Linked DNA regions of Homo sapiens: regions 2 and 3 are each linked to region 1. A link is a loop called in an ENCODE intact Hi-C map of the cell type or tissue named here. Cell type or tissue: mammary epithelial cell. All regions are shown on one strand.

Region 1 (8,000 bases):
ATGGATTCTGTTAAAACCACTGGAAACTAGTTATTGATTCTGTTATTATTATTTATATTCATTGTTGGGATAAATAGAGATATGTCATTGATTATCACTGCCATGAAAACTGAGATTTGAATATACCACAAGAGTTCTCATCTCCTGATTTAAAAGAACTTTTCATATCTGTATCTTTTAAAATATTAAAAATAAATCTTCAATATTTTTGTTCATTTATAAAGCTACATCATAGGTTTTAAGAATATTAATACAAACAAAGGATTTCAATGAAAAATATGACGCATGAGGAAGTTTATTCGGAAAGATGACATTGAGTTTCTAGCCCTTTAATATACATAGGGTTAAACTATAAAAGCGCTGAGATAAATCTTTGCATGTGCTACAAGGTATAATAATTATGACTGGCTTAAACTATAGACTCATTTGATGTGATCAAGTGATGCCCACGTCTTATAATTGAGGGACATTATTTGCCAAAAACCCCTTCTCAACATGTGCTCCATAATGCACCTGAAGTACCTTCATTATCATAACATGACTTTATGTTTAGCATTACCCTCTTTTCTGGAGTCTTCTTTTAAAATGTTGATATTTCAACAATTAGATAACCTCCCTTCTTGACAGGATATTCCTGACCAATATAGGAAGAAAATAAATTATTTTGTTATGAAAGACAGAAGACAACAATAGCAAACTGCATACTCTACCACTGTATTTAGAATCAGTCTCAAATTTAGCTGGACTTCACATTCATGGATTCAGCTTTACAGGTTATGTAATATTTTGAGATATAAATTCACATTGGAAGACTTGTCATGAATAGACCAAGAATCCTTAATTCAAAGCATCATTTAGAAATGTTAATTTTTGTCAATCAATACTAAATAATCTTCTGGGGTTTCCCTCGGTGATATCCTAACACTCAGTGGATGTCATTTTTATTTTATTTTTAATATCAGTATCATCTATATTCCTCTTTTTTTGGTTCTATTCAACAAACTTTTACTGATCACCTACTATAAGCCAGGTTATCTCTAGATACTTGGATTACAAATATAGATATGTTGTTTCTTCCACCTTGAAGAATTTCAATTTTCTAAGAGGGGGCAATCAGGGGACACAAAATTACATAGACTTCCTAAATGACCATACTTTAAGAGTAAGAGGCACAAAACAAACCAACCAACCAACCACCACCAACAACAAAAAACAAAAACAAAAACAAACACCCATAATTTATAAAGGGTATAGTATTTGGGGAGGGGGTGAAATTGACACTAAAACTTTCTGTGTAAACGGAAAAATGTTGTTTTTAAAACTGTTTTAAAATAGTTTCTGTCTCTTTAGAGGTCGATTTATCTTGGGCAAGCAATAAATACTTTTGCTCTCAGAAAACCGCCAAAACTTATTTTCTTATTAGCTGAGTAGAAAACAAGTACTCACCATTGTGGCTATGGAAGACATAAGCAGGCCAAAGGCATCATTCACCTAAGTAGAGACGAGGTGACAGCGTGCTGTCAGTCCTCACAGCCCTCGCTCCCTCTTGGCGCCTCCTCGGCCTTGGCGCCCACTCTGGCCACGCTTGAGGAGCCCTTCAGCCCGCCGCTGCACTGTGGGAGCCCCTTCCTGGGATGGCCGAGACCGGAGCCGGCTCCCTCAGCCTGCAGGGAGGTGTGGAGGGAGAGGCACGGGCGGGAACCGGGGCTGCGTGCTGCGCTTGCGGGCCAGCTAGAGTTCCGGGTGGGCGTGGGCTTGGCGGGCCGCGCACTCGGAGCGGCCAGCCGGCCCTGCCGGCCCCTGGTAGTGAGGGGCTTAGCATCCTGGCCAGCAGCTGTGGAGGGTGCGCCGGTTCCCCCAGCAATGCTGGCCCACCGGCGCTGCGCTCGATTTCTCGCTGGGCCTTAGCTGCTCCCCCGCGGGGCAGGGCTTGGGACCTGTAGCCTGCCATGCCTGAGTCTCCCCGCCCCGACGACGCCGTGGGCTCCTGCGCGGCCTGAGTCTCCCGGACGAACGCCGCCTCCTGCTCCAAGGCGCCTGGTCCCATCAACCGCCCAAGGGCTGAGGAGTGCGGGCGCACGGCGCGGGGCTGGTAAGCACCTCCACCTGGGGCCCCAGTGGGAGATCCACCAGGTGAAGCCAGCTGGGCTCCTGAGTCAAGTGGGGACTTGAGAATCTTTATGTCTAGTTAAGGGATTGTGAATACACCAATTGGCACTCTGTATCTAGCTCAAGGTTTGTAAATGCACCAATCAGCACTTTGTGTCTAGCTGAGGGTTTGTAAATACACCAGTCAGCACTCTGTATCTAGCTAATCTAGTGGGGACGTGGAGAACTTTTGTGTCTAGCTCAGGGATTGTAAATGCACCAATCAGCACCCTGTCAAAACGGACCAATCAGCTCTCTGTAAAACAGACCAATCGGCTCTCTGTAAAATGGACCAATCAGCAGGATGTGGATGAGGCCAGATAAGAGAATAAAAGCAGGCTGCCTGACCTAGCAGTGGCAACCGTTGGGGTCTCCTTCTGCATTGTGGGAGCGTTGTTCTCTCACTCTGCAGTAAATCTTGCTGCTGCTCATTCTTTGGGTCCACACTGCCTTTATGAGCTGGAACACTCACTGCGAAGGTCTGCAGTTTCACTCCTGAAGCCACCGAGACCACAAACCCACCGGGAGAAAGGAACAACTCCAGACGCGCCGTCTTAAGAGTTGTAACACACACTGGGAAGGTGTGCAGCTTCACTCCTGAGCCGGGGAGACCACGAACCCACCAGAAGGAAGAAACTCCGAACACATCCGAACTTCAGAAGGAACAAACTCTGGACACGCCGTCTTTAAGAACTGTAACACTCACCGCAAGGGTGGTGGCTTCACTCTTGAAGTCAGACCAAGAACCAACCAATTCCAGACACAGAGATATGTTTGCCATACAAATTATTGTTCTGCCGGGTAAATGAAGTTGCATGTATCTTTCAATATAAAATAAGTGCAAATTTTATATGCCTGTTTGGGAAAAATAGTACCTTTGTTTGATTTAAAACACTTTTCTTCTGTTTTTAAATTTTAGACTTTTCTAATGGAGTTGTATATAGCTGTTTTTGAGCAGCTGTTTGTAAATGAGAAGCTGTGATGGAAGAATCTTAGGAAAGTGATGAAGGCTGTTCTTTATTTCAACCCTAAAGAGACTATGAAAAGGAACTAGACTGAGCAAACACTAAACTTGGATTATTGTGTTGTGATGTGATTGTGTCCTTTAGGCCAAAGGCGAATACCCCAACAGTATGATTGGGAGTTGGGTTTCTCCTGAAGGGAATGGCATTTCCTACAATCGATAAACCTGGGAAGAGTTCAAAGATGGGACAGGAAATAAGGAATTGAAACACGCGGCCTGGATTTTTAAACTTCATAGGGGACAGACTCTTTTGCTATTATGTCTACTCAAGGTCGAGTAAACACAGGTGTTCACATGATGATGATGCCTTGGTTGCGTGTAAAAAGACTCAGAATTTAAGTAATTCGAGTAACTAATTACTAGGCCATATCAGGAAATGACTGACTTCCAATTGCCAAATGGCTTGTGGTGCCATCATTTGAACAATCCCAGATTGAGTTCCATTAATTGCAATGATAACAGACAAACCACTGTGTTATGCAATTATGAATACAAGGTCATTGTTGTGATGTCTATAAAATGCCTTAATGTGGGGGATAATCTTCTATGTACCACATTGGTGTTGCCAATACATGTTTCTGCCGCAAAACAGACAATAGACCCAGAGATTCTGTTCCCCAATAAATTGCCACTAGGGGGCAGCAGGAGTTTATTTAATACAAAGTAAAATCAAAAGTATTTTTTTCTTTTCTCTTTTTTTTTCTTTTTGAGACAGAGTCTCGCTCTGTTGCCCAGGCTGGAGTGCAATGGCACAATCTCAGCTCACTGCAAGCTCCACCTCCCGCGTTCACGTCATTCTCCTGTCTCAGCCTCCCGAGTAGCTGGGACTACAGGCGCTCGCCACCACGCCCAGCTAATTTTTTGTATTTTTAGTAGAGACGGTGTTTCCCAGTGTTAGCAGAATGATCTCGATTTCTGACCTCGTGATCCTCCCGCTTCGGCCTCCCAAAGTGCTGGGATTACAGGCGTGAGCCACCGCGCCTGGCCTAATCAAAGTATTTTCTAAAGTACCAATGTTCATACTAGCAGTAACAAAATAGAGGTGTAGTAATGAGTTCTCACTGACTTTTCTCTTTTGCAGATTGGTTTTTAGAAGACTATAAGCAATCAAAATAAGACTAGAAGAAAGTCTTGAAGCACCTTTGACTGTTTTCAAAGAAAGCAGATGGATGATATCTGGATTTGCCTGATGCATCCTAATCTGTACCAAAGAAACTGTATTTCAATGGTTTTGTCTCTTTCTGTGTTACAAGAGCAGCCACTCCACTGCTCTTTCATTCAGTGTTTCCATACAAACCATGTTCTATGTCATTTTCATAATTTTCAAATGACTGAATCTTCAGTTAAGAGAATTATTTGATCTCAGAGACTTAAATCCCTAATCAATGCAGAAAAAAATTTAATAGGAAAGCTTCAGCATAACTTTCATATATTGTAAGGCACAGAATCCTGTTATTTCTCTTCCTGAATGATTCCAAAATTTCCCTCCCCCTCCCGCTTCTACTGCCTAAATTTAAGTCTGTTATCTCTCCCCTGTGTCATTACAAAAGCCTCCTAATTTGTCTCCCTGCAACTGGTGCCTCCTTCATCTGACTCAAGCTCTCCCTGCAGCTAAAGTTTTTGTTAATGCGACTGGATAAGAGTTCTGTCTACTCTCCCTTAGTCTCGTTTGTGGGTCCTTCGTCCTCTTTCTGACCTCAAAATCTCTATCTTCTATGTTAGTCTTAACCAATTTATACTCCTTCCCTAAGGGATATCATATTGTCCAATGGCAGTAGAGACCAGATTAATGTTTTGGACTCTCTTCAGTCCCTGAGTTGTAACATTCGTTTTCACATTCATTTGAATGTTGAATAAGCATCTCAACTTCACAAGTCCAAAATAGATCTCTTGATTTCTCAAGCTCCCACCAACCAGTGCCTCCGGCCTTCTCCATATCTATAAATGGCATCATCCTGACTTTGTTATTCATGCTCAGATCATGACTCTCTCTGCCTGAAAATCCATATCACATTCATTACCAAGTCTTGTCAGTTTTGCCTGCAAAATATTCCCAAGAATCTATCTCTTAATCCTCTGTCACCACCACAACCAATTCTTGCATTGTTCTCACGAAGAAGGCAACAATTAACTCCTAACTCACTTCCCTGCTTCCACTCTTGCCCCAGTCAATCAATTCACACAGAAGATGAATGACTTTTAAAAAATCAAATTGTGTGACTTCTTTGTCCTATACTCTTTAATTATTTCCTACTGGAAAAATTATGAAATGTAATCTTCTGTCCATGCTCGTTAAGACTCTTCATAATATGAACCTATCTCTCTTTCTGACCTTATTTCTTATCACTCTTGTACTTATTCCTTCCACTGTATTCATAGTCATCTTTCCAATCCTTGTACATACAGTACTGTCCCACTTTCAGGCCATTCTACTTGCTGTTCTGTTGGCTCAGAAGCTTCCCCCGACATCTTTTCATGACTTGCTCTTTTATATCCACTTTTGCTTCAGGTCTTTTCTCAGAGAGGCCTTCCCTATACTAGAACTGTCTCAACTAGAACCTCCCGGGATAGCCTGTTGCATTGGTGGTTTCTAATGAAGCAAGGTCCCTGGGGTTCACACACGAATGTGGTCCCTTCCCTTGAAACAGGGCTAACTCTGGGGCTCAATATAATCAACAAGGGAGGTGACACATTGCTGTTTATGGGCCCAAGCCATAAATGGCCTCAAGAGTTCTGCTTTTGTGTTCATTCGTTTAAAAATATGCATAAATCTAGATATGTTCACTCTCCATTTGTGCCTTTCCTACTGCATGTAAATATTCAAATGAAGATTTTTGCATAAAAGTAAAAAAATCTTTTTTCTCCTTTGTGACTGACTACAGAATTGTTAGGTATACTCAGAGATACCGTCTGGCACACACAGGTGTGGCTCATTGGCCTGTTTCTTATTGGTCATTGGTGCCCATGGGTACCAATTACAACATATTCTCATTACCTCTGCCTAGGTTCCATGATATTAATTATCTACAAATAGTTCAGTCTGCCTATAGATCTCTCTAGTCCACCCTTTCTAAGATCAGCAATACATTTCTCTTAGTCAAAATCCAAAAACATTGATTCTCTTTCCTAAACCAGCTACTTCAAGACACACCCTATCCTCCTTCCATACGATTATAACATACTGACCATCTCTTATGTTTCAGAAACATTCTTCTACTTGTACTTTGGAATCCAATGAACTCTCTCTCTCTCTCTTCACTTCCTCTCTTTAGAGTAATCTTCCTTTGGTATATTCAACCTCTCTTTTGTATTGGTTCTTAAGGATGCTCAAATACATACATTCATACATATATATAATATTTCAAATAAATATGTAGAGAAACATAAGTCAACATTTACTCTCCTTCAGGTATCACTTTGACTTGTTATCCATGCAGAATCATGTCTCTCTAAATAAATTTTTCTACCTGCTTCTTCCCACTTCCTCACTTCCCTCACACTTTTCAATCCATTTACCTTTGCTTGTAGTCTTGTCTGTCCATCAAAGCAATACTCACTCTGACCTGTATGTTGCCTGACATTTTTAGTCCTCTATTCCTTATTTCTCAGCACGATTTTAAACTGTGGATTACCGGCTTCTTCTGAAATATTACCATTACTTGGCTGCCATGACATGCTACTGGCGTTTGTTATAATGCATGTATAGCCCATGCTTCTCTGACTCCTTTGTCCACCCAGCCTTCTAGCCTGGGCTGCTTCATTATGGCATTCATCAGAGCTTGATTCTTGGTCCTTGGTCATTTGCTTTTTCTGCACCCTCCCTAGACAATCTTACTCATGTCCATGCAGTTACCACATATATACAGATGACTTCAAAATCTGAAAAACAGTGAGATGACTCCTCCAAACGCCAGCCATGTATCTTAACAGTTACTTTACATATTCCTCTTAATGTCTCAAAGACATTTTAAAAACTTACCAAAATTGAGCATATGCTCTCTACTCCTCAACCCACTTCAATGTTTTTTTTCTTCTTGTTTTTCTTTTCTCAACTAGCACTACCAGACGCCATGCTCTGGATTACCCCTATAACCAACACTAAATACATTGTGTATATACCCTCTCCTTGTAATTGTCAGCATCTTGGATCAAACTAGTATTATTTGTTTGTTGCATTAATTCAAAATCATTCTTACCTATGCACCCCTATGTACTAGGGTTCATCCACAACCTGCTGAGTGATATTTTCCAAATACAAATAGGCATATGTGACAACCCAATTCCTGCTCCTTGCTTAAAACATTCCAATGGCTTCTTAATGCTCTTTGGAAATTTATGAAACTCCCCATGCTTAAAGCTACGATGCTTCATGGTAAGCTGCACCACCTCACTGGTCTCCCTTGTTGCACATGCCCCTCTCTGCTCTAACCCACTGGCCTTGTTTATTCTCTTGCGCTCACTCTGCTCCCACCTGGAGAAGTCCTTTGCCCCACTAGTTCTTCTGATTAGGATGCTCTTCCATCTCTTTTTCACCAGGTTAATTCCTTTTCATTCTTTAGTGACAGTTCCCCTGGATAATTGTCACAGTGCTCTCTGACAAGGACAATTATCTCATTATATACTTTCAGAGCTCTCTATCTCTTTTTCATGCTAAATGTCATTTATACATCGATAATTTGATTAGTATCTTTGCCAATAGAATGCAAAATCTTCAAGGGAAAGGGCAATATTCATTTAAGATTACATCTAAATCCTCAAAGATCAATCAAATACCTGGCACTTAGTAATTGCTCAATTAACAATAAACAGTTAAATGAATGACTTAATG
Region 2 (8,000 bases), 710 kb before region 1:
CCTCTTGCTTGCTCTCTCATCCTCAAGATCTTTTCCACAGACACACTGAACTCCAAGCTTTTACATTCACCTTTACTGTGACAGGGTATTGGGCTTGTTCTGATGGTTTAATAATCTCTGCCGACGAAATGTAAATTGTGGGAGTGATTTGGGGACTGTGGACAACTGACCATAGGAGCAGGGTAGAGGGCTTCTAATACTTTTCTTTTCTTTTTTTTTTTTATTTTGAGATGGAGTCTTGCTCTGTCAACCAGGCTAGAGGGCAGTGGCACAATCTTGGTTCACTGCAACCTCCGTCTCCCAGGTTCAGGCAATTCTCCTGCCTCAGCCTTCCGAGTAGCTGGGTGCACACCACCATGCCCAGCTAATTTTTGTATTTTTAGTAGAGATGGGCTTTCACCATGTTGGCCAGGCTGGTCTTGAACTCCTGACCTTGTGATCCGCCCACCTCAGCCTCCCAAAGTGCTGGGATTACAGACATGAGCCACCGTGCCCGGCCTCTAATCATTTCCTATAAATAATTGAACTTTTTTTTTCAGCTGGTAGTGATTTTCTGTCTTGCTTCGCAAAGCCTGAACTTGAACCAAGAAGCAAATTGTTCTTTGTCCACAGGTTGTCTGACTAAAAACAATGGGGTAAATAATGGACACAGGTGGTTAAAGGAAGAAAGCATGGTTTTTCTTTTGCCACTGATGAGTTTTAAATAAATCTGTTTTCTAGGGCTTAAATTAAGAATCCATCACCGTACAGTGAGAGGCATAAACAGAGCTCCTTCTCTACTTCCTGCTGAGGGTCAGAGAAAGCTGTTTCTGTGTTTGTTCTGAATAGAAAAATTTAGCTGAGGGTCAAAATGATAGGGCAAAACTTCAGCAAATGCACGTAACACAAAGCAAGGCCTAGTCTATTAAGATCCTATTAACTGGCTCGCAAATTTTCACAAAAATACTGCCAAATTTGCCTGTTGGTTTATTACTTATACACCAAGAGAAGTCTCTTGGAGGAGATCAGGAAGACAATTTTGACCAGCCAATCTGACTGAGGGTTTCTGATGAAATGACAAACACAATAGAATTCAGAAGGGTTAAGAAATGAGGTAGAATATGAAAGCTAAGTTGTATTACTGTGATTTGCCTTGTGTGAAGCAGCTGGAGAGATAAGTGGGTTAAAATTTTTTTTTTTTTTTTGAGACGGAGTCTCACTCTGTTGCCCAGGCTGGAGTACAGTGACATGATCTCTGCTCACTGCAACCTCCGCCTTCTAGGTTCAAGCAATTCTACTGCCTCAGCCTCCCGAGTGGCTGGGACTACAGGTGCCTGCCACCACACCCGGCTAATTTTTTGTATTTTTAGTAGAGATGGAGTTTCACCATGTTAGCGAGGATGGTCTTGAAATCTTCTGACCTCGTGATCCGCCTACCTCAGCCTCCCAAAATGTTGGGATTACAGGCGTGAGCCACTACACCTGGCCTAAAGAATTTGAAAATCTGCATACATCCACTAATAATAGAACCTGGGATCCCTGTCCCTCTGCTTCATGAGCAGAGGACAAGCCTGGTTGCACAAGCTAGGAGAGTAACCTATGAGAGCTACCACCACTTTGCTATATCTATAGGATATTGGCACCGTGCCCTAGGAGAAGAGCCTAGTCTCCAGAGTTGCCTGTTTTTGCAGTGAATCTTCTGTAACACTTAAGACTTACCGCTACATAATGGGTGAATCTGCATTCGTACTAAAATTACTCTGAGTTCTAGGACATTGGGCCCAGGGAAGAATTATGTTGGAGGAGTGGTCACAGAAGATAAAGCGGCTGTCAGTGACTGCAAACGACAAGTTCCTTGAAAATACTTTCTCTGTGTTACGAGATCAATGGGCATTCATTGGGATTTATTGATAGGCCAGGGTGATCTACTAAGAAGGTCTGGGTTTTAATGTACTGTTTAGAGAACTGGAAGAGGATTTGATGACCTGCCCTGGAAGCCTATGTGACTTTGGTTAGAAAATCCACCTTTGTGCCTTGATACTTCAGCTGATAGAATGGCAACAATGACAATTGCAGGCCATTAATCGAGGACTGGTACCAGGGCTCCTATTACCTTCTGCTGCAAGGAGGAGGATACTAAACTGATGGTTGAGCCTAGTAGATGCTCCCTTTAGGAGAAGACACTTATCACCTCATCTACTGAGAGTGTTAACTATTGACAGGTCATCGCTGTGTTCCTTTCAGGACAGGGCTACATTGCTCAAGGTCATGCCCTTCCCCTGGTATAACCTTTATCCAGTGACTTTTCATGACAGGATACAAAGGCCCAGCCTTCATGCCTCAACTCAAGACAACTTGAAGTGCCATCTCAGATCCAGAGCTTCATGTATGATTGACTGAGGCCTTTGTCACACCTGCGTCACAGTTCATCTTCTCTTTCTGCCCAGCCTTGCTCTTCTGCTCCCCGCTTCCCTACCAAACCCAAAGGTTGATCCTGAGATGTCCTTCAATAACCTTTCTGCATGTGAATCTTTGCTTTACAGTCTGGTTTCTAGGAAGACCAGTCTCCAAGAAAGAGAGTCTAAGATACTGATTATGACTTAGATATTCTAGAACCAGGATTTTAGCTAAGTTCTTTAGTTTGAGTTTTTAAATACCATTGAAGAAGGGCTTAAGAGATGTTTATCATAAAGGGTCACAAGTTACAAAAGGCTTAGCCATGCTATCATATACTTTCAGGGACCTGCAAGTAGCCAGGAGATGGATTTTGTGTGGACCTGGGAACATTCTAGAACATTAAATATAAAACCTGTCATCTAGGTGTCAGGTTTCTTGGATGGGTACATCTGCTTGCTTAGTGTTATATTGTGTTTACAATGCAGTTTTTATTCAGCCAGCTTGGCTGTTAAAGGGCAACAATCCTCTCGTTCACACCCTGAACGTTGGCGGATTCTAATCCTCCCTCTCTGTTCTGCTGCACTTCCTCTCACTGCAGATAATTTGGGGAAGTTCATTTCCTTTGTTGTCTTTCTCTTGTTCTACACTGAGGCAACATTGTTGTTTCCAGGGAGACAGTGAAAAGAAAAAGTTAATTCAAAGAGCTCTAAAGAGAAATATTAATAAAGTACACGAGAGGCCAGTAATTCAGAGGAAAGCAGAAACATCTTTGAGGAGTCTGCAGATAAACAGAGAGCTTTTCACAAGGACATATGAATATTCAAAGGTCTTCATAAAAGCTGAAATATATTTAGTGATTATAGCAATGGATTAATATTTACCATTAGGGAGCCTATTACTCAATAGTTGGAAAAGCCACAAAACATCTAGGTGCAAAAAGTAAATTATAGATGATACATTTTCTTAACATCTGTCGTTGAATAAGGTTGAGAGCAACCTATCTTTTTCAGTACCCATCCATCAACATAATACCTCTTGTCATTTTCTGTAGTTCACTGTTCTATTCTCCCTAGTACCTTTTATTTCCTTTCATGTTATAGAATTTTGGGACTTTTTGGAAGCGGTCAAAGATAGTCATTATTATCAACCACTGCTGTGCTTCTTTTTATTTAAATCAGAATAGGGAGGTTATGTGGTACTACTGGACAAAGTCTATTACCACTATTAAAAAAGCAACTTGAGAAATCTTAGGTGTGCAAATTAGTGTGGGAGTGGTCAAAGAGAGACAGAGAGTGAAGTGATAGGCCAAGGTGAAATTTGAAGTCTACACCAACGGGCAGTGAAGACGGCAGAGCAAGAGGTATTTAGTCATCTGGATGTGTCATCTTAAGTCGAATGGGGAAGAGGCAAATTCAGCTTTTCAAATAACTGCTTTTTCTAAAACAACAAAACTATCAAAAAATGACTTAATAGTGAGAAGGTAGGCAGAATAAATGATCTGTGGCCTTTTATGTATTGGTCTGTGCTTACCTAAGTAATAGCTGTTTTGATGTAGTCAATGGCCCCTGGCCATGCACTGGGGGCTTTCTTCAATCCAAGAAAAAGTGTGGCCACTGGCCACTAGAGAGCAGCAGAGAGCTAAGAACAGATCTGAGGCTCCTGATGGAGGGACTTCGACACGCCAAGGTTACCACCTCCATCAACCCGCTACCTGAGATAGATGTTCTCCCCACCCCAACCCACTTTGTTGTTGTTGTAGTTTTTGTTTGTTTGGGGAAGATATTCCAATCAAGACGCTGCTTCTGAGGTTGAATGATGCCGGGTTATCATTCAGGAAGTTGTAGCTGTAAAACCTCTCTGTGCCTCAAGGTTGTCATCAGTAAAATGGGGCTACTAATAGCACATAACACACGGAGCTTCTGTGAGCACTAAGCACAAAGACACGGGCATTCAGTGGCTACTCAGTGAACAGTGCCATCGTAAACATCATAATCATTCTGTGGGACTGGGCTTGTTCAGAGCGTTTGGGGTTAAGGTTTCTTTAGACTACTTGGTGCAGGACAGATTTCCTAATTAATTATAGTAGTGTTTCCTTCTGAGCTCAGAAGTGGTTTACAGTCTGCGTCCCCACATGCTGCAGCTGCAATCACTCTCAAATAGCCTCTCACAGATGAGGAGACCTGGCTCACTAAAGATGATAGAACTGACGGGAGATGGAATTAAAGTCTTAAAGAATCCCCTGCCTAGATACCACTCAGGACATAGGCAGTGGCAAAGATTTTATGATGAACATGGGAAAAGTAATTGAAACAAAAACAAAAATTGACAAACGGGGTCCAGTTAAACTACAGAGATTCTGTACAGCAAACAAACAAAAAACCACCCCCCTCCAAAAAAAAAAGCTGTCAACAGAGTAAACAGACAGAATGGCAGACAATTTTTGCAAACTATGCGTTCAGCAAAGGTCTAATATCCATCATCTATGAGAAACTTAAAAAAAATTTACAAGAAAAAAACCACAACCCCATAAGGAAGTGAGCAAAAAAATAGACACTTTACAAAAGAAGATATGCATGCAGCCAACAATCATATGAAAAAAGCCGAACATCACTGATCATTAGAGAAATGCAAATTAAAACCACAATGAGATAGCATCTAACACTAGTCAGATGGCTATTATTACAAAGTCAAAAAATAACAGATGCTGGTGAGGTTGTGGTGAGAAAAGGATGCTTATTAGTTCAGCCATTGTGGAAGACAGTGTGGCGATTCCTAAAAAACCTAAAGAAGACAGAAATACCATTAACCCAGCAATCCCATTACTGGATATATACCCAGAGGAATATAAATCATTCTGTTATAAAGACACATGCATGCGTATGTTCATTGCCAAACTATTCACAATAGCAAAGACATGGAATCTATCTAAATGCCTGCCAATGACAGACCAGATAAAGAAAATGTGGACCATGGAATATTATGCAGCCGTAAGAAATGAATGAGATCGTGTCCTTTGTGGGTACATGGGTGGAGCTGGTAGCCATTATCCTTAGGAAATTAACACAGAACAGAAAACCAAATACCGCATGTTCTCATAAGTGGGAGCTAACTGATGAGAACACATAGACACAAAGACGGGAACAACAGACATTGGGGCCTTTCAGAGGGTGAAGGGTGAGAGGAGGGACAAGATCAGGAAAAGTAACTACTGGGTACTAGGCTTGATACCTGGGTGATGAAATAATCTTTACAACAAACCCCCATGACACAAGCTTACCTATGTAACAAACCTGCATTTGTACCCCTGAACTTAAAATAAAAGTTGAAAGGAAGAACCCCCCTGCCTAAAAGTGATGTTCCTTCTGAAAGTAGGAGAGGCTGGTTTGGAACAATGAAATTAGAAAATATGGTTTCATTACCTTTCAGCCAAAGGTCACTTTAATTGGGCAACTTTATTTTAATTAGAAGTTTTTAGGGTCTTGCTGTTCCCAAAATGTTGGTCTTCAAGAAGGTTAATATTTCTGTAATATAGGTAAATTCCAAACTGGCCCTTGGTTGGATATTCCAGTAAAATAAGAGCTTACTGAGCCCCTGCTCTGGACACAGTATTGTGCTGGATTCTATGGGAGATCCAGGCAGTGTGGAAGAAATGGTCTACAATTCAGGATCATAACAGCCGACACAGTAGGGGGCTGGATGAATCCAAGATGCTTTCCTGTATTTATTACTTCCTGAGGGATTTTTCTGCACAGAAAGGTAACTGGAAGATGTAACTCACTAGTTTTCCAAATAATGACTCATAGGGTTAAGACTGGAGTCACAATGCCAGAACCATATTTCTTTTGTTCACACTCTGAGGGGTGTCGTAAATATCACAAACTATTGACTTTTCACTACCTGTTTTCTCTTTTTTCTGGTTAATGATGCATCCAAGTTGGCTTAATGGACAAAGTTACTCACTAATCACCAGGATAGACAAGTAAACAAAAAAGATCTACAGTAAAAGTATAGTGTGGGGAAAATAAATTGGGGCTTTGGTTGAAGTACGCTAAATATAAGTCAATGGTGGGATGTGGCAGGCAAAAGAGATAACGCAATCTGGAATTACTAATGCCCACTGTCTGAAGGAGGGAAGTGTTAGACCAGTGGCTCTCAATATCTTTAGTCACTGATGTATTTGAAAATATGTAAGCTACGAAACTCTCCTAAGAAATAGTCATATACATATACAAATTTGAACAGACTCTTACAGATTAAATGTTCTTACCTCACCACAATGTCCTGTCAATATTGAATTAATTTCATATTAATCATGTCCTATATATAGATGTACAGGCACTGTCCATGCCTATGAAAAAATAACCAGTCTCCTGTTCTCTCCACCCACCTTAGAGTATGTAGGTGAGTGGGTTCTTGCATCATAGTGATTCTAAATGACTAGAAGTGAAGGGTCTGTCTGGCACAGCAGTTGGGGACCAGTACTGAGATTTCAGGACTTCCGATATGACCGTCTTTGTGGATCAGGCTGCCTTTACATTCAAGGTCGGAAGCAGAGGTGAGGATAAAATTCAATAGCTGCTAACTGCATTGCAGTCAATAGACCCATAAAGTAGGGGGGTTATGTTGGAATTTACTAGATAATGAGATGCATCCTAGAATGTTTAGGGGAAAGTATATGGATGTATAGAGTTAACTTTGAAATGCATCAGAAATAAGATGGATGGATGTATAGACAGTAGAGTAAATGGTTAGATAATTGATAAGCTAAAAATGTTAATGGTGAAATCTAAGTCATGTACACTGTAAAATTCTTTCATTTTTCTGTTCCATATTAAAAGTATAGAGAAATATAATTTGGAATTCACTCAGCCAAGTCAATCCCAATGGCAGTAACTAATTCAATGGAAATATTCCATCACTGTGATTATTTCCAGGAAATGAAACTTAACTCACAATAATTAATGCTGATTGTGCTTGTCATTAATCTTTTTGGAATCTGTCTCACTCCATTTTCTCAGTTTCGTATGACAGCCATTCATAGAGAATTGGGTTTTATAGAGCAACACTTTCTCCTCATGCTTGAAGAAGGTGGCTGTAGTGGTGGGAAATGTTCTGTGTGGAGGGCATTTGCTGTTCTAATTTTCTCAAGGGGCAAAATGTAATGGAAACATAATAGAGTAAATGCTCATGGATGTAAAGCGTTTTTAAAAAGTTGCAGTTTTATGTGTTTCTATCTTTCTTGTATTTTTTTTAAGATGGAGTCTTGCTCTGTTGTCTAGGCTGGAATGCAGTGGCCCATTCTCGGCTCACTGCAACCTCCGCCTCCCATGTTCAAGGGATTCTCCTGCTTCAGTCTCCCAAGTAGCTGGGATTACAGGAGCGTGCCACCACACCTGGATAATTTTTGCATTTTTAGTAGCGACGGGGTTTCACCATGTTGGCCAGGCTGGTCTCGAACTCCTAACCTCAGGTGATCCACCTATCTCAGCCTTCCAACGTGCTGGGATTACAGGCGTGAGCCACTGTGCCTGGCCAGCATTTTTTGGTGTTTATTTATAGCATAATTCATTTGCTTTAGATCAAGATAAATAATACCAGCCATTTCTATATGTAAGTCATTCTGT
Region 3 (8,000 bases), 850 kb after region 1:
CTGATCTAATCACATGAGCCCTTTCAAAGCAGAATTTTCTCGGGCTAGTAGCAGAATGGGAATTGGAAATTTAAAGTGCAAGAAGGAACTAATGTGAAGAAGATTCTCCATTGCTGAGATGGAGTGGGGCACGTGGCAGGGATCTAAGAGTGGCCTCCAGAAGGTGAGAGTGGTCCCTGGTTGACAGCCAGGAATGCAGTGGATACCTTAGTCTACTACTGCAAGGAAATGAATTCTGCCAACAGCCTGAGTGACCTTGGAAGCATATCTTTCTCTAGTCAAGACTCCAGATAAGTACACATCTGGACAACACCGTATTTTCAGCTTTATAAGATCCTAAGTAGAGAGCCAAGTTAAAATTTGCTGGAATTCTGACCCAGGCAACTGTGAGATAATAAAATTTTGTCACTTTAAGTTGCTAAATTTATGGTAATTTGCTACATAGCAAAAGAAAAAGTTGCTAATAAATAACTTCAAATCTTTCATTTGTTTTCATGAAATCTGGATATCTATAGACCTAAATTTAAGAAATTTAGAGCTATTGATAGCTTAGTGGTTTTCTTCCTTGCCACAGGAAATATTATATCAGGCTAAAATAAAATAAGAAGATAAAAGAAAGGTGAATTACTAAGTTTTCTTTTGGTCATTTTCTATTTAAAACCAAGAGCAGTCTGGGGGAAAAAAAAGTCAGTTTCATTATCCTAATCTAAAGGATGAACAATTAAAGTTATTGGAAAGAGATCACCACTACAATTTCACTGTTTGTTTAATGACTTCTAGTAGTTTTTAATGTTTAAATTCTACTCTCTGAGCTCACATTCTCATTATACATTTGTTTTAAATATAACCAAATTATGATTATGAATTTATGTATGAAGTTTTTAAAACCATAAGAATAAATTTGGTTGCATCTTATAAATATAGATTTCCAAACACATCTAAAAGAAATTTATGATTCGGTGCTCAGAAAATACAGAAAAAAAATCTGTATTTTTCACATAACTGTAGGTGGTTCTTACAGACACAAATATTTGGGAAATTTTCCTTATAACTAACTATTGCAAACTTATTGGAAAAATCTGACCTGGTTATCTCTACTGCGTTGCATATAAAGGAAAGATTGCTGATGCTCAAAGGAAGTTCTCATCTTGCAGGGAGGAGAACATAGAAGCATTAATAGATATGCAAATATACCATGTAACATATGGTAACTTAAGAGCATAGCCAATGGGAATGAATATTGGAATCCATTTGGCTAAAGGCTTTACTTTACCACAGACCACTGTGGTCAAAGAAGATCTGCTTTATTCAGTGAACCATAAACCAGATTGTTTATAAAGCATGAAACCAAGAAATTCTGAAGTGCACTCACCAAAACAATGTTTCCAGATAGCTTCCAGATATCATAGGGCCTAACTGCAAAAGATGAAGTTTGCTTTTCAGCCTTTTTTTCTGTCAACTGCACCCATTGAGTGTTTTGTGCCTCACTCTTCTTCTGTTCCCACTTTTTCAGGCATTCAATAAATCTCTCTCAAAACCTTACTATTAAGAAATTTACCTGATAATCTCAAATTTTCACTCACTTTCCATAATAACATTTTATTTTAACATTCTAAAAATCTTCTTAATTCAGACAAAATATACAGAACTAGTTCTACATATAGAGATAATCTAATGCCTTAAGAATGAATTCTAGCAGGGTTTTCTTTCATATCTACAAACAGTTTCACAAAGAAGCATTTTTATAAGCCCAATTTCAAAACCATTTCATGAATAAGCTCTAGCATTTGATTTGGCTTTTTTTTAGAGCTCCTGTATATCCTATAAATTAATTAATAAGCTCTTATGGTAAACTTCTCAACAGCTAACCTATATCAGATATTCTTCAATAACACAGAAAAAGTATTTAATTTATTCTTATAAAAATAAATATCCACTTATTTACTTTGTGTTTATTTCAGCCCAAAGCACCATCTATAATGCATTTTTATGCTTAGAATTTCTTAGCTTTGGCCTGGCGCGGTGGCTCTTGCCTGTAATCTCAGCACTTAGGAGGCCGAGGAGGGTGGATCAACTGAAGTCAGGAGTTCAAGACCAACCTGGCCAACCCCCTCTCTACTTAAAATACGAAAACCTTAGCTGGGCGTGGTGGTGGGTGCCTGTAATCCCAGCTACTCAGGAAACTGAGGCAAGATAATTGCTTGAACCCAGGAGGTGGAGGTTGCAGTGAGCCGAGATCACGCCATTGCAGTCCAGCCTGGGCAACAAGAGTGAAACTTTGTCTCAAAAAAAAAAAAAAAAGAAAGAAAGAAAACAAAAAGAAAAAAGAAAAAAAGAATTCCTTAGCTTTTTTACATTGTTCTTAACGTTTAATATTAAAATTCTGTACATGTTTATGCGTTTTAAACATATGAGTTGTTAATCACACGTGTTACCAGACTCTGGAAAACCTTCCCTAAAAATTTTGAGTCAGTATGTACATTTTTACCCTTGTTTTATGAATGAAGAAAATAAGATTTCAAAGGGGTAAAAAAATTTCTCTAGGTCACAAGGCTAATCACCAGGGAAATTAGGATTTGAATAAAATCAGTCTCATATAGAAATCAATGCTTATTTTTAATGCCACAATAATTCCAGTTGAGTCAAACTTCTGTCTGTAATTGTAACTATACATAGCACAAACCTCAATTAAAAATGTTTGTCAAACATGCAAATATAAATTATGAATATTCAAACAAATATAAATGATGAATAGCTTAAATTACTTTGTACACACACATATAAATCCAAAAATACTGCGTATGTAAACTTTTTAAATACACAAATATTTCAGGGCAATAGATGATAGCTGGTACCATCCCAACCAGAGTAATGTTTTATTGACAATATGCACTCATAAATGCAAAGTTATTTTAATTATGCAAATGAATTCCAACAAAATAAACCTAATACATTAATAAACCTCCTTCACCTTTCTTATCAGTAGAATTAAGTTTTATTTCTAACAATGCCCACTAGGGGATGCTGGCGCATTGACACTAGAAAGCGGAAGACATTGGCTGTCCTGTCAGGTCAACTAAAATACTGACAGTGAACCCCCCTTTGCAGTAATTTATTTTTGTAGATAGTTTTTAGAGAATAGAAGCCATTCACACATATTGGCACAGAATGACAGTCCCACAAAAAAATTGGAGTTTTAAGCCAACTGAATTTTTTTGCATTTTAATAATATTTTTAATAAAAGTACTTGGATTCCTGTAAAGCAGATTTGGATAAAACCATTTAGATGTCCAATACTTTTGATCAAGAGTTACTGTTTAAGTGAGAACACATGGAGACAGGGAGGGGAACATCACACACCAGGGCCCGTCGGGGGGTGGGAGGAAAGGGGAGGGAGAGCATTAGGACAGATGCCTAATGCTTGTGGGGCTCAAAACCTAGATGTGACGGGTTGATGGGTGCAGCAAACCACCATGGCACATATATACCTATGTAACAAACCTGCATGTTCTGTACATATATCCCAGAACTTAAAGTAAAATAAAAAATGAAAAATGAAGAGTTATTGTTTATGGAAACATGACATAACTATTCAACTATTAGTAAGTTTTATATTAAATAGCACAAAAACAAACAGGCTTATGTGCTAAATTATCTATATATAATTTATACATAAATCACTATTGTAGCTATTTTGGAACCTGAATTCACTATTGTCTGCAATCAAAGGGGAAAATATATAGGAATTACTTTTAATCAAATAAAATACTAAGTAAAAATATGAAATACTACTTAATGTCATTGATTGTCAATAAGTTATTTTATATGTAATTAAATCATTTCTATCTGAGGAAAATGCTCAAAGTAACTCAGTAAAACACTATGTACAACAAGTTAAGTATTTTTTAATAAAAAAACAAGATAAAAATGAGCTGAATTTCATCATGGAGTTCTTAAGGGAAAAAGTCGAAGAATTTTTTAGGAGCACATAATTTTGTTGCATAATGTCAACCCCAAATGAGCTTGGGATTGTCCCCAAATGTTTATGTAATTGAATTACATTAAATTTTTCACTCAAGCTCATTCTTCCATTATAGGTCCAAACGTTTATTAACCTTTTTTAAAAAAATTAGTGTTATTACCTTTATTTATTCACAATTGTCTCTTTCAAGTTTAAAGCGAGCCTCATCATATTAATAATCAAGCATTTAATGAGGACATTTGCATTCACTCAATTCAGATCCCTCAAATCTCGTAGACTTTAATCATATCTTTTATCTTTCATTTTTCCAGATGAGTCATATGAAATATTTAACCTTGTTATCATATGCAAATTCCTTGAGTCTATTGATGTGGCAATCTATTGACATACATCTATTAAGTGCCTGATTTGCCAGTAACACTATGCCAGGAGTTTACAGGCATAGAAACGTAATAAATTGCTCTGTGTCTTAGCCTTTTCCTGTCTCACCTCTTTTCAACTTGAGGTTTTAGGTGCAAGCTTCTTCCAACCACTGAGCCATCCTCAATCAAACCTGGCAGTACATTACACAATCTTATCCTCACCAGCAGATGGGGCTTATCATGAAACTCACTGTCTTATATCAGGATATAGTACCAACTCTGTCCTTGTTTTAGTTGATCTGCCAATAGCTCTTGATAGTGCTCTTTCTATTCCACAAAATACATACCTTTTTTTTTTCTTATGGATTTCAAAACTCTACGATCTTTTCTCCTAGCTCAGGAGCTACTTCCCAATGTCCCTTGTTTTTGTCATTTTCCTCTAGCTCTAAATCTCCAGAATCTCCAGGGATTGGAACCAAGTGCTTTATCTTTACCATATACCAATCCATGAATCAACTCCAAAACAGATCTCTAGAAACAGACAAGACTGACTACTGCCTGAAGGTTTCTGACACCAAGTTCCTGAGGTGGGTCAATTAATTTTGGAGCACAGAATATATTGCACCTTATGTTTGTAACTATTGATCATCTTTTGTAAGAAAGCCTCCTTTAAAGCTGAGCTCTTGCTCTAACTCCTTTGGGTCCTCACTTTTTCCTCTATTCTCTAATTTTTAGCCTGGTATTAGAGTCTTCAGGTAACTTTCAACCAAGTCCACACGCTTTAAAAAAATATTTTCAGGTATAATTAAAGTACAATAAACTGCACATATTGAAACTGTACAATTTAATCAATTTTAGCATATGCATACAACCTTGAAACCATCACTGCTATCAAGATAATAAGCATTTTCATCACCCAAGATGTTTCCTCTTGACACTGTTCTTACAGAAATTATAATCTCATAATAAAGAATAAATGTGTTTTATAATATGAGAGACATCATTGCATGAAAAGCAGTAAAGGGAGATAAATAATGGTATAGATGATAAATGATATAAAAATATATAGGAGAGAGAAATTACTGAGGGGAGGATAATTGGAAAAGGCTTCATCATTACCTATCCAATGTATTTTCTTACATTATTTTTCTATCTGAATGTTTGTTATTGGCATTACTACTTTGTGCTTTTTTCAGATATTGATATAAAATACTCAATGCATTTTATGTTTGGATTCTTTTTGGCTTTACAGAGGAATACATTCTCTTCTCCTTTGGCTGCTTAATCCCTTCTCATGAAAAATAACCTTGACCTTTGCATTCTAGATGTACCAAATATGAAATAATTTTAGAATTCGATCTCAAATGGCCCTTTTGCAAACTCCAAAATGTTGTGTAAGTCCATTTTCTCTTTTGCATTATTCTCACAAACATACTAAAACGTGATTTGATGTCTTCTATTTATATTAGTGGTTCAAACAGTTTTAAGCATACGAATTATTTTTCTTCTTATTTTTTAGAACATCCTCTTAGGTAGTGCTTCTTCTGTTACCAGTGACATAAATGATCTTTTGTATCATATAACTTAAAGGTTAAAGGGTCAGCTGACTTTTGGTGACATTAGATTATAAATTCAGGTGATGTCATTGGACTCTCTTTACTCAAGTCTCATCTCTGCTTTCCTTGCATTTAGGGTTGTCAGATAAAATAATGTCTCCTTAAATTTAAATTTCAGAGAGACAATAAAGAATGTTTAATATAAGTGTATCACATACATTCCATGGGACATGCTATGTTTAGTCTTGCTGTTGTCATTTTTTTTCCCTGTAAATCGACACAAATATCAAATTGTTCTCAGGTGGACTTTCTTCAGCTGTCCACTCTTACCAAAATCTCTAAATTTATGCCCCGCAGATTAGTCACTAAAGAGAAAAGTGAGTGTCTTTTTTCTTAAAGTCTCCAATTGGGTCTTATTGGAACAAATTGAGTAATAGTCCTCAAACAATTGCTATGACCTAAGAGATAAAATATACTCATTTGTTAGGTCTGGATCATACAAGGCAGAAGGCATGAATGTGTCAGCTTCACCAAACCATATACACTGAGAGTCATTGAGAGGCTACTGCCAGAAAGAAAAACAAGGTTCAGTGGGGAAATGTATATTAGACAACAAAAAGCAAAATATGACTAGCGGAGAACTTTCTTAATATGGCTCTACTTTTAATATCCTTGATTCATAATAATAATAAATCTAATATAAATTCAGGTATATTTTAAAGTGATGTGCATTTTATCAGCCGCAGCTAATTCACTCTTTATATTGTATTGAACATTAATAAATATCAACAGCTCAATGTGTGGGCAGCATGGATTAACAGGCACCTTGCAGTAATTGTGTGGCAAAGAGAGCAGTTGAATTTCTGTCAGGAAAATAGCATTTCTCACATTACACAGCCCTGGAGTCTGGTCTTATCTCTATCTCTTATACCTCTGAACAAAGTAATTCAACTCTCTAAGAATCTTGAACTGTAATCTGGGAATTTAATAATCTGCTTCACTGGATTATTCAAGTGATGTTAAGATAATGTTTCAAATTACCATAGCATAGCAGCTGGCATATTGTAATCTCTCAGAAAGGTTAACTGGATTATTATCAGCAATGACCTTAAAATAATCTTTCAAGTTGATATGATTTGGCTCTGTGTCCCCACCCAATTCTCATCTCAAATTGTAATCCCCACATGTTAGGGAGGGACCTGGTAGGAGGTGATTGAACCATGGGGTTGGTTTCCTCCATGCTCTTTCCATGACAGTGAGTGAGTTCTCACGAGGTCTGATGGTTTAAAAGTGTGTGGTGGTTCCCCACTCCCCTCTCTCTCCTGCTCTGCCACAGTAAGATGTGTCTTGCTTCCTCTTTGCCTTGGGTCATGATTGTAAGTTTCTTGAGGCCTCCCCAGCCATGTGGAACTGTGATTCAATTAAACCTCTTTTCTTAATAAATTACCCAATCTCATGTAGCTCTCACTGTGAAAACTGACTAATACACAAGTGATACTCTTGACTTCTGTATTTTCCTGCCTCAAAACACTTTTTACATGTTCACTAATTTATTATGTGTTATGTTTAGGGCCAGCTCTTCCAGTAAGTTTTTAACTCCTTGAGGTCATTATTCATTAGTGTGTTCTCAACATTTTCACGTGAACTTATTTTAACGTCTGTTAGGTCAAAGTGATTTTTCAAATCACAATGCAGGATTTTTTATTTTATCCCTCTTGAATTCCAAAACCATATATATTTTTTATAACTTGGGCTGCCTTTATCTGATACCTCTCTGTAGATGCACCTTGGAGCAATACCTTCATAGAATTTTCTATGGTCATGCTTAAATTCCTTTTCTTGATAACATTTTCTTCATTGTATTGTTAGTATAATATTATTATTTTTACTTTTCTTCACCAAAACACAATAGCCCCTTATCTCCTGTGGCTGAGACCCTAGAATATCCTCCAATTCCTTTCTTAAAACTTAGTATTTTTTCCACCAAGGAGAATATAGTTTGAGTTGCATGCTTAGAAAATTCAATGCACACCCTTCTTCTTTGGAAAAATTACAAAATTTTATACATGGCCAATTGGATCATTAATTCTTTGGAACGAA

Evidence for each region. Hi-C counts contacts between places; a loop is a spot of excess contacts. Peaks named below come from ENCODE experiments on the same cell type or tissue, not always from the same donor. Only the 100,000 strongest peaks of a DNase experiment are listed, where the experiment ranks them.
Region 2: a loop joins it to region 1, with 6 times the contacts of the local background. A loop is called at or near these places in 7 of 110 quality-filtered maps.
Region 3: it touches region 1 in a loop (5-fold over the local background); 4 of 110 quality-filtered maps call a loop at or near these places.

Annotation. Positions count from the first base shown.
Region 1 is chr14:86,899,496-86,907,495 of GRCh38, reverse strand. It overlaps LINC01148 (long intergenic non-protein coding RNA 1148), which reads right to left and starts at 1,718. Exons shown (of 5, transcript NR_038445.1): 1 at 1,447-1,718. In mammary epithelial cell, a CTCF peak has its summit at 3,779 (motif pointing right); no DNase peak of the experiment used is centred here.
Region 2 is chr14:87,612,246-87,620,245 of GRCh38, reverse strand. It overlaps LINC02296 (long intergenic non-protein coding RNA 2296), which reads left to right and starts at 6,783. Exons shown (of 16, transcript XR_007064294.1): 1 at 6,783-6,931. In mammary epithelial cell, a CTCF peak has its summit at 4,001 (motif pointing right); no DNase peak of the experiment used is centred here.
Region 3 is chr14:86,052,272-86,060,271 of GRCh38, reverse strand. All of the region lies in intron 1 of LINC02328 (long intergenic non-protein coding RNA 2328), which reads right to left. It overlaps LINC02316 (long intergenic non-protein coding RNA 2316), which reads left to right. Exons shown (of 5, transcript NR_184189.1): 3 at 4,788-4,931; 4 at 5,670-5,738. Among named protein-coding and RNA genes, the nearest start is that of LINC02316, 6.7 kb to the left of the region's middle. In mammary epithelial cell, CTCF peaks have their summits at 3,020 (motif pointing right) and 4,566 (motif pointing right); no DNase peak of the experiment used is centred here.